Linked DNA regions of Mus musculus: region 2 is linked to region 1. A link is a contact called in ENCODE Hi-C data. All regions are on one chromosome and are shown on one strand. The core of a region is the stretch at or near the end of the contact, and the rest is flanking DNA. Distances in the headings are between cores, read along the strand shown.

Region 1 (5,216 bases), core at 1,673-4,172:
CATTCAACTAGACTGTATGACAAATAGCAAAAATACCAATTTGTAGGAATCCCATTTCATTTTGATATTTCTGTAATAATGTAATGAAAGCAGCATCTGATTACTTTTAAGTAAGTGCAATCCAAGCAACAACAGAGCACGAAAAGCTTATCATTCATGTGTGTTAAGTTAACGGGTGGCTCCTCAACACAAGGGAGGCTGTGGTGTTTAAGGCTCAAAAGTTGACTGTGACCTCTGTGGCTGCACAGAGCAAAACACTGGGCTGAATTGCTAAGAGCTTACATTACCCTGGCTCTGGAAAGTCCACGTGCTCTCCAAGTGTGCAAGAGCAAGGTTGTGGGAACATGGAAATTTCTCCCATGATACGATCAAGGCCTGTTTGGGAACAAGCTAAAGGCACCAGCTCCTTGGATTTTGCAGAACACTTTCCTCTGAGCTTCTGCTGTGACAGACTCTGGTAGAAAGATGCCTCCCCACAGCCACCTGGACTGAGATCTTCCTCCAACACAAGACGGACCACCTTCCAGGCTCAGCTTACCACGGGAAGCTTCTCAAAGATCAGACTACAATATTTTTCCACGTTTGTGTGTGTCTATATCTATATTTATATCTATAGATAGATAGATAGATAGATAGATAGATAGATAGATAGATAGATAGATAGATAGGCAGGCAGACAGACAGACAGACAATACACTTCACACACACCTCTTGTTGCTTTTCAAGACGGTTTCTCTGTCTAGCCTGGGCTGTCCTGGAACTCTCTATAGGCCAAACTTATCTCCAAGTCAGAGATCCATCTGCCTCTGCCTCCCAAGTGCTGAGATCAAAGGCTTATGCCATCACACCCAGGTATAGCTCTTAAGAATTATGAGGTTTTCCTGTGGCCTGAAGGCCTTTCTCCACTGAACTCGGAAGCATGTTTTTATATTTTCATGTGACACTATTCTCAACAACACAACACTGGAGAGAGAGTTATCCTTTTTTAACCCCATTAGCCTACTACAACCCTAGAAGACTGGTGGTCCTGCCTGTGGCACCTGGGCCTCGCCTCCCTCCCTCTCACTGGCACTCACAGCTAACCAAGAATCAGAGAGACCCAGTGATACTTACTCAAAAACTTCCAGAGGCACCGTGATATCGTGCAGCTGCTGTCTGCATTTATCTATGTCCTGTAAGCCCGTAACAATAAAGTTTCTGGGAAAAAGGCAGAGTGGGGTACGTGGTTAGTTCAGAGGACAGCACAGCACACCCCTACACGGCACTGGCCACTGTGCTTCAATTCCTGAGGGTTAAAACGGCCAAGGTCAAGGACACCGGGGCAGATAACTGAGGTGGCAGCTGGGTATGAGATAGCCACGGGAACTGGATAAGAGAACAAGGCCAGTCACAGCAGGCTCTGGTCTAGGCAATGCGCCAGCTTGTTCCCATCCCACAAAGCCCTCCTTGAGGGGCAAGACCACAACTCTATACCTTAGTAAACATCCCAAGTGAGACACAATCCTGTACCCAGCTTTAAGAGACTGAACTGTGGGTAGAGATGGTTTCTTGGGCAGTCTCTCATTCCAGAAAAGGGTCTCCCCTGGGTGGGAACACAGAGAGGCGGCTTCCAGGTCCAGACACTAGAGGCAGGACTGGCCGTGTCTCAGCTAGGGCTATGCTGGCTTCCTTCTCCCAGATGAACCTGACTACCTGTCTGCTCTGCCTGTACCTTCATGTTACCTTCCTAACCCAGGAGCACCAGCACCAAGGCAGCTCAGTGGCTGGGATCAGAGGGAAGTCGGGAGACTGGCGCTAGCTACCTTAACAGGCTTCTTCCTCCCTAATGCTGCACACACCTGAACCCTTAATTGCCACGGGATTCTGGGGACACCTTTGGACTTACAAAATATGTTCAGATGCTTAATTTTTCCCTTCTAAACTCAGAAAGGAGGTGAAGAGAGAGCAGAGCTTTCTGGAGTGCATGTCACTGAATGGAGTTTCAGGGTAGACAGCGTGGAGAAGTGGGCTCCAGTTTAAGTGCAGTACCCACAGTCAGCAAGGAAAAAGCCCATCCCTAGTGGGTTGAACCTCGGCTCCCTCCAGAACCACTCCAGATCCCTGGAAAGTGTCCCATATATAAGCGGTGAGGCCTTCTCCTGAACACTGTGTTGTTTCCCTGTAGGCCATTCCAAGGCCTACACAAGATACTGTCAAGAAATCAACCCTCTGTGGTGGCCTTCTTCCACAGCGAGGCCTATGCAGCAGGTGGCTCAGGGCCCCCCTGAGGTGTGAAGTCAACCTCCCCAGTGCGGTGGGGTGGGGTGGAGTGTCCGTGGTGCCTACCTCCCCTTACGGCATCAGGGTAGTCCCAGACTGTCCTGTAGGGTCAGAGTGGTGCCAGCCTCCCCTGTGGGGTCAGGAGGGATCCTCCTCCCCTATGGGGTCAGGGTGGAACCGGCCTTCCACGTCCGGCCAGGATGGACCTAGAGCTACCTCTATCCCAGCGGGGTCATGACTGAGCCTCCTCTCCTGTGCGGTCAGATCCTCCTTCCCAGTGGAGTCAGGGTGGAACCGGCCTCCAGTGGGGTCAGGATGGAGCCCGTCCGCCCCGGTCAGGACGGAACTCGCCTCCCCTGTGAGGTCCGGTCAGGATAGAACCGGCCTCCCCTCGGGGACCCGGGATGAACGTTAGAGCCCCAGTGGGGTCCCCAAGGCCGGCGGGCAGGGGCTTCGCACAGACGCGCCGAGCCCTGCCGGGCCGTCACTCACAGCTTCTGGCTCAGCCCCGCCTGGCTGCTGGGCTGGAAGTCGCTGACGATGATGCCGAGCTGCCGAATGTTCTCCACGAACTTCTCCAGGTGCTCCTCCAGATGGTCAAACTTCTCCGCCATCGCCGGCTCCGCCCGCCTCTTAGCCTCAGCTCCGAGCGACTCCGGGTCCACAGTGCTCGCCCGCTTCCGGCTTCCGGAAGCCCACATCCGTTTCCTCGGGGGCGGGGCCTCCTGGGGGCGGGGCCCGGGCGCTATGGGCGGGGCAAGAGACGGGGTAAGCCTTTGAAGGGAAAACCCGCTTGGAAGCTTCTGAACTGTGTGTGTGGGAAATGTTAACCTGGAAAACACAGCAAAGGCATGTGTAAAGGGGCAAAAATGAAAACTCTTAGCTGGTACCTAGCTTTTCTCAGTAAAGAAAAAACAAGTCTCATCAGGGAAGTAAAGAAAGCTAGATTGAAGGACAAGAATTTAGATACAGTGGACCTTGTATGTTCATAATCTGGAAAGCTTGCGAGATGTAAGCAATTTTCTTTAAAAGATAATTATCTGGGCCCAGTGAAATGGTTCAGTGGGTGAAGACGCTTGCTGCTAACCCCGACAACCTGAGTTTGGTCTCCAGAATCCTACATGGCAGGAGGAGAGAACAGAATTCTATAAGCTGCCCTCTGACCTCCAGACAGGTACTGTGTCACAGGTATGCCCACACACGGCATACACAGACACACAATACATAATAAGAAAATGTATTTAAGTGGGAAAGTCAAAATAGAGCCATGCTTTTTAAAACTGGCCAGGAGACAACAATCACTTTCAAAAAGAAAAGAAAGAAGGAAAGAGAGAAGGAAAAAAGGGAGGGAGGGAGGGAGGGAGGAAGGAAAGAAGGAAATACCTAAGCCCTAGGTACTTTTCAACTCACTTTTTAAATTAATCAAACATTAAAGAACAAATTATTTCAAACTTCTGCAGACACTTTTAAGTGCTAGAAAAGGAACATTTCACAATTCAATTAAAAGGGGTGGTGAATTTGATATGAAAACCAGTCCTGAAGGACAAAAAGAAGAAATATAAGTAAGTCTTTCAACCTTCATGAAAGGAGAGACAAGGGGACAAGTGAGAGAGACAAATAGGGAGAATGGGGATGCCAAGGGATGTATACAGGTTCTCTGTGTTAGACTAACAGAACTTAGAGAGAGAGAGAGAGAGAGAGAGAGAGAGAGAGAGAGCGCACACGTAATATGAATTTATTAGAATAACTTATAGGCTGCCGTCCAGCTATTCCAATGGTGGATGGCAGTGAACAGAGAGTCCAAGAATCCAGTAGTTGCTCAGTTCAGTCCGTGACACTGGATGTCTCAGCTGGTCTTTGCTGGTCTTCAGTATACACTGGAATCCCAAAGAATCAGACTTTAATGTCAGTGAAGGAATGGATGTGCTAGCAAGGCAAGGGCAAGCAGGCAAAGAACAAAAGCTTCCTTCTTCCATGTCCTTATATAGGCTTCCAGCAGAAGGTGTGGCCCAGATTAAAGTTGCACCTCCCCACCTCACTATCCAGATCAAAGGTGTATGTCTTTTTATCTTAAAGGTTCAGAGCAGAAATGGATCCACCCACTTCAAACCAAGCAAAAACGTCCCTAACAGACACACCCTCTATTTCTGGATTCCTGTTCATTCCATATGTAGTCAAGTTGACCACCAAGACTAGCCATCCCAGCTCTCCAAATGCCCAGAACTGATATGTTGAATGCATGTATATTTAGTTTTATATATGTGGTGTTAGAGTGTCTGACAGGGTGTGTCAGGGGTGATATAGCAATGGCTGATTCATGGTGGAAAAACTGAGAATCCAGTTGCTGTTCATTCCGCGGAGCTGCATGTTTCTGCGCCCCCAATCTGTTGCTGGACTCCTGGGAGATTCCTGGAGAGCTATCAGGGTATGGTCTTCATTGGGATCTGAAGGTCATTGGATTTAGTATGGGCTCCGGCAACAGGAGAGATGAACTTGCCAGAGAGAGTGAAGGCAAGCAGGCAAAATTTTTCTTCCATGTCTTATAAGCTGTTAGTAGGTGTGACCCAGTGTATTAGTTAGAGTTCTCTAGAGTCACAGAACTTATGGATAGTCTCTATATAGTAAAGGAATTTATTGATGAGTTACAGTCTGCAGTCCAACTCCCAACAATGGTCAGTAGCAGCTGTGAATGGAAGTCCAAGGATCTAGCAGTTACTCAGTCCCACGCGGCAAGCACGCAAGGGAGCAAGAGTGAGACTCCCTTCTTCCAATGTCCTTATATTGTCTCCAGCAGAAGATGTAGCCCAGATTAAAGGTGTGTTCCACCACACCTTTAATCCCAGATGACCTTGAACTCGGAGATTTAATCTTCTGGAATCCATAGCCACTATGCCTCAAGATCTCCATACCAAGATCCAGATCAGAAACTTCTATCTCCCAGCCTTCGGATAAGGGTC
Region 2 (5,216 bases), core at 1,435-3,934, 830 kb before region 1:
GGATCAGAAGTAAGAATTGAACAATTGTGAGGGTCAACCTCCATCACCCTGGTTACAACATCACAAGCAACTTGGTGATTGGACCTATGTCCTGTGGCTTGTAGGAGGCTCAACTGGATGGTTTGGTGTGCTTCACATGGCACACTGTTCTCTCATGCATCTACCCTTTTGCCCTTCTCTAACTGTCCCAGGAAAAGAGAAAGACAGACAGACCGACAGACAGACAAACACAGACACAGACACACACACACACACTCACACACAGAGACAGAGAGAGAGAGAGAGAGAGAGAGAGAGAGAGAGAGAGAGAGAGAGAGAGCACAAGAGCATTCTAGAGAGGAACCAGTGTCCTGGCTCTCAACCCCACTGTAAGACCATTGATCCTTGTATCCACAGGAATCCCATGTTGGAAGAAGGAAATGGCTGAAGCCAAAAGCCAACCAGAACGGAAGCCTGTATCTAGACAAAGATTTTTCTCACCGTTTTGGCAGCTTGTCAGATAGCCTTTCAGCAGAAGCTAGAGCAGACACAATAGTGGGTTTATGATAGGAAGGACCACAGCTACCGTGACTACCCATGCATACTTCCTGCTCTCTACTTAAACCTAAACCCAGGTCAGGATTCTGAAGATGGGCTTTGGATCAGGGCTGAGGTTGGGGAAATCTTTTTTTTTTTAATTACTGGATCTTTCTTCTTCCTAATGTGACCACTTTGGAGATATCTTTTTCTGCTTTTAACTATAAAGTATGCCCTTTAATTGGCCTGTTGAGGTTGGGTGGCCAGACCTAGCTTGTTAGTTGGGGATTGACTCTGACCCAACCAAAACCCATGTTCTTCTTGTAACCTTACACATTCTGTTCGCCAGCCTCTGAGGAAACCTGGACCTTCTACACAGACTGTCAGGTTATGGGCCTGTCTTGCTTGGGTGCAAATAGCAATGACAAGGCATTCAGCTATTTCTGGGTATCTATATGGTCTTTCAACGTCAAAGAAGATAGCTTGAAGACAGAACAGGGTGTGAGGGTTTTGAGTTGCATTTTCCATCCCGAGGCTTAGGACAGATGTGCAGGGTCTGGATGCCCTCTTAATAAATTATAGTGGCTATTCCTGGTTGTCAACTTGACTATATCTGGAATGAACTACAATCCAGAATTGGAAGGCTCACCTGTGATCCTAATCTGGTGGCTGGGAGATACAAGTTTCTGACCTGGATCTTATCGTGGAGATTTTTTTTTTAAGATTTATTTATTATTATATGTAAGTACACTGTAGCTGTCTTCAGACACACCAGAAGAGGGAGTCAGATCTTGTTACGGATGGTTGTGAGCCACCATGTGGTTGCTGGGATTTGAACTCTGGACCTTCGGAAGAGCAGTCAGGTGCTCTTACCCGCTGAGCCATCTGACCAGCCCCTATCGTGGAGATCTTGAGGCATATACTGGCTATGAATCCCAAGAGATTAAGATTGGAAGCTCTCTGAGTTCAAGGTCATCTGGGACAAAGCAAGTCCCAGATCCAGGCATGGTGACACACACCTTTAATTTGGGCCGTATCTTCTGCTAGAGACCTACATAAGGACATTAGATGAAGAAAGATAGGCTCTCTCTTCTTTGCCTGCTTGCCCTGTGGAACTGAGCAACTGCTAGATCGTTGGACTTCCATTCACAGCTGCTGCTGACCATTGTTGGCGAGTTGGACTACAGAGTATAAGTCATCAATAAATTCCCTTACTATATAGAGTCTACCCATAAGTTCTGTGACTCTAGAGAACCCTCACTAATAAATGCAACACTGTTGTTGAGATTGGGACTTTGTAACCAGAAGATGAGGAGCCGCCAGAAACTTCCTAGTAGACAGATACTGATGGCAACAAAGTTTCTGAGGAGAGTGGATACAATGCTAGGATGTCAGCGAGAGTTCAAGCCCTGATTTCAAGTGGCTTTTAAAGCTGAATGAGGATTTCTTCTTTCCACCTCTCCAGCCTAAGGGTGAAGATGACTGGGAAACCGGCTCGAAGGGGTTTGTCTGGTTGGCTGCGTGCAGACACACCCCACACGTTAGTAGCAGAGCATGGAGCCCTAGAGGTTGGCCTCCAGGCGGTGCTCACCCTGCCGCTGCGAGGCACTCCGGGAATTGTAGTTTTTCTTCCGCTCCCTGCCTGTCTACTGGGAGAATAGTGCAGTAGCTCTGCAAGAAGCGTTCGCACTTTCCAAACCCAGGCTCGGGTCCTCCTTCGGTGGTCGGCATGCCAATGACATCGCAAAACCCCCGCCCCTTGGAGGCTGAAGGGATTTAGGCGTCTACACAGGGCCTGTAATGAGGCAGCTGACAGATGCACAGACAGTTCGTGAAGGCAGGCCCTGGCTCTTGTTCATCTCTTCCAAGATGTGTCCTAAGGCTTTGCTTTTTGTACGACCACGCTTCGTTCTGGCTTTTTGATCAGGCGGATCTGCGGGCAGCCCCGACGGGGGGCGGGGCTGGGTGGGGCGGGGACCTCGTGTGCTGTCGTCGCTTTGGGCCCTCGGGGCTGCGCCGCTCTCAAGTGCCCTGGGCTGCTTCGCTGGTCTGAGCCCTAGGCCGGCTCCACGGGGACCTTGGCGCACGCATGGACCTGCCCGCGCCCGGCGGGAAGCGGCCAGGCTGGCGGTGGCTGGGGCGGCGGAGCAGGGCCGAGGCAGCGGGCCCCTGAGCGCGCGCCCTGCAGGCCGGGCCGCAGCACCATGATGCCCGGCGAGACGCACCCGGCGGCGCCCGGGCCAGCCGACCTCGCGCGGTGTCAGGGCTGCGCCTCCCTGCAGCAGGTACGCAGGATCCCTGGCTGACCCTTTTGCGCCGTTTTGGGGGCGGGTGCCGGTGCTTTGTTTAATCACGGACAGAATTGGTTCAGCTGCTGCGATGCCGGCGGCGGACAGAGTGAGCGTGCTCTTCAGGACTCCTCGTCTTCCCGACTCAGGGTTTGCAGGGCCCAGTTTGGTTGGTGGGTGACGCTGTCTACGCGCGGAGGGAATCTTCCTCTCTGTGATGAAGGCCTCCTCGCACTCCTAATTATTTGTTGTTTGAAGGCAAGGGTTTTATGTTGCGTGCCCAGGTCGCTAGACTTCCAAGATTCCGGAACGGAACTGCATTTTAGCTTACACGTATCTATTAATATACTGCCAAGCTTAGCTTTTGTTAAGTAGCATGTTAGTTGTCTGATTAAAATTGTCCAATAAACATACGTGGGTCTAGGTAGTTTGTTACAGTGTCATGTCCTGTTCTTAACAATGGATCGCTGCAGATGGGTTCTAGGTTTTACTGATGCAATAGAAATAGTCCCCAGTGCTCAGGGCTGGAGACTCGCACAGCTTTCTGTCTTAGAGTTCCATTCACCTATTGTCAGTGGCAAAACGGAACTTGCCCTTGCTCCCGTTCAGTTCATCCCCTTTCTACCCAGTGTTCTAAGCACTGTTCATATTCTGGTAAACCACCTGGACACGGATAAGATGAACGTGCGCAAGTACGACTCGACAGGATTTTAGATGTTGGGAAGGAAATAATGGAAGATGTCAGGGGGTTCTGGTGAGGTGGTGTTGAGGCAGTGGGAGTTGTGAATGTTGAAAAGTAGCTCTGGAGATCGGTTTTAACAAGTGGGACGGTTTCTTGATGTTTGATGAGCAAAGCCTGTGGCAGCCTCGGGGTTGGTGAGACGAGATAAGGGATGCAGACTAGCTAGCTATCTGTGGAAGTTTGCTTTTTATTGTAAAGTGCAATGTCTCTGCGCCGATTCGTATGTTCTAGTTGCTTGGAGAATAGGAAATGGTTTGGCACTCTCATAGAGAAGATGGAGAGTCAAGCCATGTTGTAGCTAGGCCACATCGTGTAGGCATCTTATAACCCTCCCCTCCCTTAAAAGATTCTGAATGGAACGCTTCTTTAATGGACCATATTTGTGTTTTGAGCCTATTTACTCAAATTTTTTGATCCCCTGCTAGTTTATAACAATGTACGCAAAGAGAAGAGGAAAGTTACATTAGAAGCAACATATTGGTAACAAACAGGCAAAAGTAGGAGGGGAGAGTGGGTAAGGACCAGGCTTTTGGCTGCTGAGATTTTCTGGTCTTTGGAAAAATCGTATTTGAACAAGGTTATAGGAGAGCGAGTTCGGTTGATTTCTTTGAAGCCCGACATCCTAGTGGATGCCTCAAGGCCTGGGGTAGTTGCTTTCCTGGTGTGCTTGAGAAGACCGGTGAGGCCACAGCAGACTGAAGATTTAGGATTTGCAGAGGTCAGAAGAGCCAGAAGAGCCCTGGTTGTGTGGTTCTCATACACCCACACCGTTGTATGAGCTTGGGCTTCTCTGGATGAGGTGGTGGTGAATCATTGCAGGTATTTGAACAGACAGCTGTGTGACCCATTCTTCTTAGCCCTCTGGAGAGCTGCATTCACACACTGCTCACCAGGAGTCCCTGTCCTGTTGAGTGAGCAGTGCCATTGATTTCTTTAGGTTGCTTAGGCCAGAAACTGGTGGCTATCCTGGTGCCTTCCTTCTTTGACAGCCTGCATCCAGTCCGTTTGCTGGGTCTCTTGTTCCCACCGCCTGTCTTTATTTTGGCCTGGAAGCTGCTGCTTTTGCTTCCCAAGGACACCTTTGTTCCCTCCCTCCAGGTCACACTTTGGGGAGCAGGGAATAAAGGAGAGGTTCCTTTAGCTCTGTATAGGCCTGGTCTGTAAACCTTCTCCCTTAAGAGGCAAGATCATAAATAACTGTGCTTTGGGAAGTTGTTCACACCTGCTCACTTGCCACTGAGGTGTGAAAGCAGCCACAGACAAGAGTAAAAGAGCCCCAGGGCTGTGCTCCCACCAAGAGGAGGGTTGCTTCTGAAAAGGCTTTCCAGGCAGTAGTGTTTCAGAGCTAGCTTGAGCTCTGTATTTAATTTGCAAAGTGAGTCTGGCAAGATGGTAGAACATCCTAGGAGGCTCTGTGCTTATATCCTGTATGTTGAGAGATGGAAGCTTTTCTCTATTAATGTAACCAAAGCAAAGTATGTAGAAAAGCTTAAAAGTCACAGGTGGAAGGCACAAGATGAATCGACGAATGGGAGCTGTGTTTGATAAAAGGCAAATTATCTCACTAAAGTGATCTAGTGAGTATTAAGGGAGGAGTTCGTCAAAGCTCTAGGGGACAGAATGATAGCAGGAAAAGCCCTGGGTGTAAGAAGCAGAGCCGGGTGAAGTGA

What was found. A loop is a pair of places that touch in the nucleus more often than their neighbours do.
Region 2: a loop to region 1 is called in a map of T-helper 17 cell, with 3 times the contacts of the local background. The contact joins the promoter of Ice1 here to the promoter of Med10 in region 1. A Hi-C loop is called at or near these places in 2 of 37 maps with a recorded cell type or tissue (T-helper 17 cell and v-Abl transformed pro-B cells).

The regions. Positions count from the first base shown.
Region 1 is chr13:69,807,588-69,812,803 of GRCm38, reverse strand. Med10 (mediator complex subunit 10) reads right to left here and starts at 2,922. Exons shown (of 4, transcript NM_138596.2): 1 at 2,752-2,922; 2 at 1,114-1,197. The coding sequence starts at 2,873.
Region 2 is chr13:70,635,102-70,640,317 of GRCm38, reverse strand. Ice1 (interactor of little elongation complex ELL subunit 1) reads left to right here and starts at 2,684. Exons shown (of 19, transcript NM_144837.3): 1 at 2,684-2,801. The coding sequence starts at 2,721.